2 separate regions of the Homo sapiens genome follow, and region 1 is linked to region 2. A link is an interaction called in ENCODE POLR2A ChIA-PET data of the cell type or tissue named here. Cell type or tissue: PC-9. All regions are shown on one strand. Links, peaks and the distances in the headings refer to the core of each region. The heading gives the core; the rest is flanking DNA. Region 1 overlaps ZNF461 (zinc finger protein 461). Region 2 holds the start of LOC107985304 (a long non-coding RNA gene).

What was found. Peaks named below come from ENCODE experiments on the same cell type or tissue, not always from the same donor. Only the 100,000 strongest peaks of a DNase experiment are listed, where the experiment ranks them.
Region 1: POLR2A ChIA-PET joins it to region 2 with 5 read pairs; 3 of 35 experiments call an interaction of 5 or more read pairs at or near these places.

The regions. Positions count from the first base shown.
Region 1 is chr19:36,647,082-36,651,479 of GRCh38, reverse strand. The region is part of intron 4 of ZNF461 (zinc finger protein 461); the gene reads left to right. Among named protein-coding and RNA genes, the nearest start is that of ZNF461, 18 kb to the left of the region's middle. In PC-9, for the core only: no CTCF peak of the experiment used is centred there; no DNase peak of the experiment used is centred there.
Region 2 is chr19:36,232,895-36,237,292 of GRCh38, reverse strand. It overlaps ZNF146 (zinc finger protein 146), which reads right to left. Exons shown (of 4, transcript NM_007145.3): 4 at 1-1,634. The coding sequence starts at 852. It overlaps LOC107985304 (a long non-coding RNA gene), which reads left to right and starts at 1,541. Exons shown (of 2, transcript XR_001753933.3): 1 at 1,541-1,709. It also overlaps a transcript of ZNF565 not described here. RefSeq lists a silencer at 719-919 and enhancers at 2,717-3,218, 3,219-3,721. In PC-9, for the core only: no CTCF peak of the experiment used is centred there; no DNase peak of the experiment used is centred there; H3K4me3 peaks cover 1,002 bases.

The DNA of each region.
Region 1 (4,398 bases), core at 77-4,076, 410 kb before region 2:
TCTTAGAGATTCCTACTTATAAACAAATTATCGACAAATAGATAATTTTCTTTTTATTTCATAATCTATGCCTTTTATTTCTTTTTCTTGCCTTATTGGAGTGGCAAGAACTTCTAATACTATGTTGAATAAGGGTGGTAAAAGTGGACATCCTGTGTTTTCCCCATTTTGAAGGGAAAGCATTCAGTCTTTTAACATTATGTATGATGTTAGCTCTAGGAATTTTTTTTTTTTTTTTTTTTTTTTCCTGAGACGGAGTCTCGCTTTGTGCCCCAGGCTGGAGTCCAGTGACGCAATCTCAGCTCACTGCAAGCTCCGCCTCCCAGGCTCACACCATTCTCCTGCCTCAGCCTCCCTAGTAGCTGGCACTACAGGCGTCTGCCACCATGCATGGCTAATTTTTTGTATTTTTAGTTGAGACGGGGTTTCACTGTGTTAGCCAGGATGGTCTTGATCTCCTGACCTCGTGATCCACCCGCCTCAGCCTCCCAAAGTACTGGGATTACAGGCGTGAGACACCACGCCCGGCCAGCTCTAGGAATTTTGTAGATACTTTATATTATAAGGTTGAGGGAGTTCCCCTCTCTAATGCTCTGGGAGGTTTTTTTTTTTTTTAATATGAATGAGTATTGATGTGATCATGTTATTTTTCTTATTTATCATATTTATATAATATATTACATTGAACTGTTTTTAAATATTAAATTAGCTTCTTATACCTAGAATAAATCCCACTTAGTCATGGTATATTATGCTTTTTATTCATTGTTGGGTTGGATTTGATTTGCTAAAATTTAGTTAACAATTTTCTCATTTAAGTTCATGAAAGATAATTGATTTGTATTTTCTTTGTTGTGTCACCCTAGTCTTGTTTTGGTATCAGAGTAATACTGGCCTTATAAAGTGAGTTGAGAAGTGTTGTCTTTTCTTCTGTTTTCTGGAAGACGTTGTGTAAAACATCACATGAATGTTTAGTAAACTTCTCCAGAGCAACTGTCTGAACCTAGAGATTTCTTTTTGGGAGCTTTTTAATTATAAATTCAATTTATTTAATAGTTGTAGGACTATTCAGATTGCCTATTTTATCTTAGTAGAGTATTGGTAGTTTGTGATTTTCAAAGATTTCGTCCATATCTTCTAATTTGTTGAAGTTATAAGTATGAAGTTGTATGTGGTGTTATTATTCTGTATATTCATATATATAAAGGATGTATATATGTACTTATAGTTGTTTTGAAAATTTTTTCCTTTGAGACTCCCTCTTTGACTCATGGATTCTTATTATTATTATTTAATTTTTTTGTTTTAAGACGGAGTCTCACTCTTTCACCCAGGCTGAAGTGCAGTAGCAATCTCAGCTCACTGGACCCTCCGTCTTCTGGGTTCAAGTGATTCTCCTGCCTCAGCCTCCTGAGTAGCTGGGATTACAGGTACCCACCACCATGCCTGGCTAATTTTTGTATTTTTAGTAGGGACGGGGTTTCACCATGTTGGTCAGGCTGGTCTCAAACTCCTGACCTCATGATCCACCCACCTTGGCCTCCCAAAGTGCTGGGATTACAGGTGTGAGCCACCACGCCCAGCCAGATTATTTTTTAAATACTTTTAATTGAAAAATACAAATTGTATGTATTTATGGTCTACAATATGTTTTGATATATGTATATGTTGTGAAACGATTAAATCTAGCTAATTAACATATCTGTTACCTGACATGCTTCTTTTTTTGTTCTTCCACAATAGTTATCTTATAAACTTATTTTTTTGTGTGTGGGAGAACATTTAACATCTACTCTCCTAGAAGTTTTTAAGTTTACAGTACACTGTTTCAGCCAGGCGTGGTGGCTCAGGCCGGGCGCAGTGGCTCACACCTGTAATCCCAGCACTTTGGGAGGCTGAGGAGGGTGGATTACCTGAGGTCAGGATTTCAAGACCAGCCTGGCCAACATGGTGAAACCCCATCTCTACTACAAATACAAAAAATTAGCTGGGCACAATGGCCCAGCCTATAATCCCAGCTACTCAGGAAGCTGAGGCAGGAGAATTGCTTGAACCTGGGAGGCAGAGGTTGCAGTGAGCCAAGATTATGCCATTGCACTCCAGCCTGGGCGCCAAGAGTGAGACTCTGTCTCAAAAAAAAACATAAATAAATAATAAAATATACTGTTTCAAGAGAATTTAAAATTGATTGGCAAAGCCTTTTTGTGAAGCATGTTTTAAAGTCTTTGTCAGATAATTCCAACATGTGCTTCATCCTTGTATTTGCATTAGTTGATTGCCTTTTCTCCTTCAGATTTTGGTTTTCTTGGTTTTTGGTATGAGAAGTGATTTTCAGTTGTACCTTGGATATTTTCGTTATTATGTTTCAGAGAGTCTTGATTCTATTTAATCAATTTGAGCAAGTAGTTATCCTGTTAGATTTAGTAAAGATCTGATCTACTTTTGTAGGCTTTAGTTCCAATGACAGTTTAGTTTTCAGAACCATTACACTGCTATTCTGATCTGCTCCATACTTCTTGTGCTGCTGGGGCCAACAGGCACATGAAGAGATGTTCAAAATCACTAGCCATTAAGGAAATGCTAGTCACAACCACAATGAGGCTGGGCACGGTGGCTCATGACTGTAATCCCAGCACTTTGGGAGGCCGAAGCAGGTGGATCACTTGAGGTTAGGAGTTCGCGATCAGCCTGGCCAACATGGCGAAACCCCGTCTCTACCAAAAAATACAAAAATTAGCCAGGCATGGTGGCATGCACCTGTAGTCCCAGGTACTTGGGAGGCTGAGGCACAAGAATCACTTGAACCTGGGAGGCGAAGGTTGCAGTGAGCTGAGATTGCACCACTGTACTCCAGCCTGAGTGACAACGAGACTCAGTCTGAAAAACAAAACCAAAAACGAAAACAAAAACAAACAAACAAAAAAGCACACAATGAGATATCACCTCACACTCAATAGGATGGTTAATTTAAAAAAAAAACATAACAAGTGTTGCCAGGAATGTGGAGAAATTTGAACCTTTGTGCACTATTGGTGAGAATGTAAAATGGTACAAGGTATTAGATCATTCTTGCATTGCTGTAAATACCTGAGACTGGGTAATTTGAAAAGAGGTTTAATTGGCTCATGGTTCTGCAGGCTTTATAGGAAGCATGGCCCTGCTCAGCTTCCAGGAAGGCCTCAGGGAGCTTTTATTCATGGTGGAAGGCAAAGCAGGAGCAGGCACTTTACATGGTGAAAGCAGGAGCAAGAGAGAGAGTGGGGGGCGTGGGGAGGTGCCACACATTTTCTTTTTTTTTTTGAAACGGAGTTTCATTCTTGTTGTCCAGGCTGGAAAGCAATGGTGCAATCTCAGCTCACTGCAACCTCCACCTCGGTTTCAAGCGATTCTCCTGCCTCAGCCTCCCGAGTAGGTGGGATTACAGGTGCCTGCCACCACACCCAGCTAATTTTGTATTTTTAGTAGAGACACAGTTTCACCATGATGGTCAACCTGGTCTTGAACTCCTGATCTCAGATAATCTGTCCACCTCGGCCTCCCAGAGTGCTGGGATTACAGGCATGAGCCACCACACCCAGCCCACACACTTTCAAGGACCAGATATCATGAGAACTCACTCACCATCATGAGGATAGCACCAAGGGAATGGTGCTAAACCATTTATGAGAAAACCGCTCCCATAATCCAGTTACTTCCCACTAGGCCCCACCTCCAACACTGGGGATTACAATTCCACATGAGATTTAGAGGGGACACATATCCGAGCTATATCATACAGCCACTATGGAAAACAGTATGGTAATTTCTCAAAACATTAAAAATAGAATTGCCATATAATCAAGCAATTCTACTTCTAGGTATATACGCAAAAGAATTGAAAGTAAATTGAAAGTGGAATTTTAAATTAGAATGTTATTTATTTATTTATTTTTTGCTTTTTTGAGACAGAGTCTTGCTCTGTCACCCAGGCTGGAGTGCACTGGCGCATCTCAGCTCACTGCAACCTCCACCTCCTGGGTTCAAGCGATTCTTCTGCCTCAGCCTCCCAAGTAGCTGGGATTACAGGCACCCACCACCACACCCAGCTAATTTTTGTATTTTTAGTAGAGACAGGGTTTAACCATGTTGGCCAGGCAGGTCTCAAACTACTGACCTCAAGTGATATGCCTATCTCAGCCTCCCAAAGTGCTGAGATTACAAGCGTGAACCACCACACCTGGCCTAAATTAGAAAATTGTTGCATAATGTCAACTACAGCTGAAGAAATTTATATCCTATGATGCAGCAATTTCACTCTGATGTGCATACCTAACAGAAAAGAGTAATTATTTCCACCAAAAGAAATGTACAGGAATGTTCATAGCAGCACTAATCATAATAGTCAACTATTGGAAGCAA
Region 2 (4,398 bases), core at 241-4,240:
AATGTGGTGTGACTTCTGGCTGAAAGCTTTCCCACATTCACTGCACTGATAAGGCTTCTTACCTGTGTGTATTCTCAAATGCAGAGCAAGGGTTGAGAACTGAGAGAAAGCTTTCCCACATTCATTACAACCATAGGGCTTCTCCCCTGTATGGCTTCTCACATGCACAGTGAGAGATGAGCTCTGAGAGAAGGCTTTTCCACAAACATTGCATTCGTAAGGTTTATCACCTGAATGAATCCTCACATGTACAATAAGTGATGTTCGCTGAGAGAAGGCTTTTCCACATTCGTTACATTCATAGGGTTTCTCTCCAGTGTGAATGTTCTGATGTTTTATGAGGTACTTCTTCTGGCCAAAGGCTGTTCCACATTCACTACATTTAAAAGGCTTCTCTCCAATATGGATTTTCTCATGCTCAGTAAGGTTGGATTTGCCACTGAAGGTTTTTCCACACTCCTTACATACAAAGGGCTTCTCTCCTGTGTGAGTTCTCTGGTGTCTGATGAGGTTTGACTTCTGAATGAAAGCTTTCCCGCAATCTTTACACTCAAAAGGTTTTTCTCCAGTGTGAATTTTCTGGTGCGTAAGGAGGTTTTCCTTCTGGCTAAATGATTTTCCACATTCATTACATTCGAAAAGCTTCTCGCCAGTATGGGTGTTCTGATGTTTAATGACATACTGCTTTTGGCTAAAGGCTTTTCCACACTCGTTACATTCAAAAGGTTTCTCTCTCGTGTGAAAATGCTCATGCTCAGTGAGGTTTGATTTGTGGCTGAAGACTTTTCCACATACCTTACAGGCAAAGGGGTTTTCCCCACTGTAAATTCTCTGCTGGCTGAGGTGTGACATCTGAATGGAAGCTTTCCCACATTCACAAGGTTTCTCTCCAGTAAAAATTTCTTGATGAGTGAGGATTTACTTTTGGCTGAAGATATTTCCACATCTCTTACATTTATAAGGCTTCTCTGTGTATGATCTCCCAAATGCAGAGTAAGGGATAAGGTTTGAGAGGAAATGTTATCATACTCAGTATATTCAATGCTTTCTCTCTAGAAAAATTTTCTAATATTCAATGAAGTATTGCTACCTTCACTAGTTTCTCTCCAGCATGAATTTTCTGCTTCTCAATGAGATTGTCATCTAGCTAAGGGCTTGTCAATACTCCTTAGAAGCACAGGGTTTCTCTTCAGCATGACTTGCACGTTCGACGAAATGCAACATATGAGTAACAGTTCCCCCACATTCAGTAAATTCATAGGGTTTCTCTCCAGTATGAACACTCTGGTAACAGATGAGGTACAAACGTTTTAAACCAAAGACATTTACACTTAAAGGGGGTTAATACCATAAGGAGTAAGCTGTGGTAGAGAAGCTCCCAACTAAGTCCCTTGATGATTCTTTCCTACACAACCTCCCTCATGATTTCAGTCCAGGTTGTGTTTCAAACTGAAAACTTCAAAAAGGTGTGGCCTTAAAACAAATACGATCTGAGAACAGAGGAAGTATTTTTTCTTATATTCAACGCTCTTTTTCTCAGTCTTTCCTGGAGATGGATCAACATGCCTCCCAAGTCCTGGTGCCTCTCAAGTCCTGGTGCCTCTCTATCTGTGCATCATCTTCTCAGGCTTCTTCTAAAATGGAGTACAAAGAACCATAGCACAAAGGAGTTAAATTCATAAAGTGCCCAGAACCATGGCTGCCATATGGTAAGCCCTTCATTTTACCTTTATATTACTATCACTTTTATTTGTTAATTTTCCCATTACTAGCAATAAAATTTTTTGAGATTAACTCTGGTAGCCCATCTCCCAATATGAAAATAATCTATATTATTAATGCTTCCAACTAAATTATGAGAAGGGAACCCTACTTGAGGTGATCTAGGTAGAAAATTAACATTCATGGGTCCACAAAGCTGAAAGTACTCTTGAAAAATAACCTTTCCATTTCAGAATTTAGCAAGTTGTATAACAAATAATGAAGAATTGCCAAATAGAAGAAAAAGATGAAAATTAGAAAGTCTACCTGGGATGCTAAGGAAGAAAAATAATGTTCATCTTTCTTTCTTCTTTTTTTTTTTTTGAGACGGAATTTCGCTCGTTATCCAGGCTGGAGTGCAGTGGTGCGATCTCGGCTCACTGCAGCCTCCGCCTCCTGGGTTCAAGCAATTCTCTAGCCTCAGCCTCCTGAGTAACTGGGATTACAGGTGTGCACCACCATACCTGGCTAAATAATGCTCATCTTTCTAAGAAAAGGAATAGATCAACCAACAAGTGCTTCCTCCCAAAACCCCATTAAAATTATAAGGAGAAAATGGTACAAATTCCCTTATTCAAAAGGAATAAAGGATGGTGGCTGAAAAAAAAGTGTAAGGAACAGTTGAACATGCACTGTCCAGTCACGAGAACAAAGGACTGGACACACCTTCATATGAAATGGAAGTTTATCCCCTGCAGAATTTTAATCAGAGCTCAGGGGCATTCAGCAAATGAGATGACAGGAATGAGCTGCTATACGGAAATCAGAGATTAAACCCACATATATGGTAAGACCTGCAGCACCATTCTGCAGCTGAAGACAAAAGATGCTGGCTGGCCGGGCGCAGTGGCTCACGCCTGTAATCCCAGCACGTTGGGAGGCCGAGGTGGGCGGATCACGAGGTCAGGAGATCAAGACCATCCTGGCTAACACAGTGAAACCCCATCTCTACTAAAAATACAAAAAATTAGCCGGGCGTGGTGGCGAGCAACCAGATGCAAAGCTTGAACCCTGATTACATTCTGTAATTTTAAAAAACTATGGAAGGCATTCTGGGGACAATTGGAAAAATGTGAACATAGACTGGGTAGTCTAATATTAGGACAACATGGTTAATCTTCTAAGGTGTGAAACGGTATTTTGTTATATGGGAGAGCTCCCTTTTTTTTTGAGACAGTCTTGCTCTGTCGCCCAGGCTGTGTGGGGAAAAGAAAGAGAGATCAGACTGTTACTGTGTCTGTGTAGAAAGAAGTAGACATAAGAGACTCCATTTTGTTCTGTACTAAGAAAAATTATTCTGCCTTGAGATGCTGTTAATCTGTAACCCTACCCCCAACCCTGTGCTCACTGAAACATGTGCTGTGTCAACTCAGCGTTAAATGGATTAAGGGCTGTGCAGGATGTGCTTTGTTAAACAAATGCTTGAAGGCAGCATGCTCCTTAAGAGTCATCACCACTCCCTAATCTCAAGTACCCAGAGACACAACACACTACAGAAGGCCGCAGGGACCTCTGCCTAGGAAAGCCAGGTATTGTCCAAGGTTTCTCCCCATGTGATAGTCTGAAATATGGCCCCGCGGGAAGGGAAAGACCTGACCGTCCCCCAGTCCGACACCCGTAAAGGGTCTGTGCTGAGGAGGATTAGTAAAAAAGGAAGACCTCTTTGCAGTTGAGATAAGAGGAAGGCATCTGTCTCCTGCTCTTCCCTGGGCAATGGAATGTCTCCGTGTAAAGCTGGATTGTATATTCCATCTACTGAGATAGGGGAAAACCGCCTTAGGGCTGGAGGTGGGACATGCTGGCAGCAACACTGCTCTTTAAGGCATTGAGATGTTTATGTATATGCACATCAAAAGCACAGCACTTTTTTCTTTACCTTGTTTATGATGCAGAGACATTTGTTCACGTTTTCCTGCTGACCTTCTCTCCACTATTACCCTATTGTCCTGCCACATCCCCCTCTCCGAGAAACGCCCGATAATGATCAATAAATACTAAGGGAACTCAAGAGGCCGGTCCTCTTGAGAGGTCCTCCGTATGCAGGTCCTCCCTAACGCCGGTCCCCTGGGCCCATTTTTCTTTCTCTATACTTTGTTTCTGTGTCTCTTTCTTTTCCAAGTCAGTCCTTCCACCTGACGAGAAACGCCCACAGCTGTGGAGGGGAAACCCACCCCTTCAGGCTGGTGTGCAGTGGTGCGATCTCGACTCACTGCAACCTCGGCCTCCTGGCTTCAAGTGATTCTTGAAGCCTCAACCTCCCAAGTAGCTGGGATTACAGGCATGCATCACCACGCCTAATTTTTGTATTTTTAGTAGAGACAGGATTTCACTATGTTGGCCAGGCTGGTCTGGAACTCCTGACATCTGGTGATCTGCCCGTATCTGCCTCCCAAGTGCTGGCACTACAGGCGTGAGCCACCACGCCTGGCCAGGAGCTGCTTTTCTTGGTAGAAAATACATATTTAATTTTTTAGAAGTAAAACATCATGATGCCTCAGCACACAAAATAAACACATGGATACGGACATACAAAAGCGTGGCAAAATATTAATTATTCAATCCACATGGGGGGTACATAAGAGATTCTTTAACTATTCCTTCAGCATTTGTTATATTTAAAAAATGTTCATATGAAAA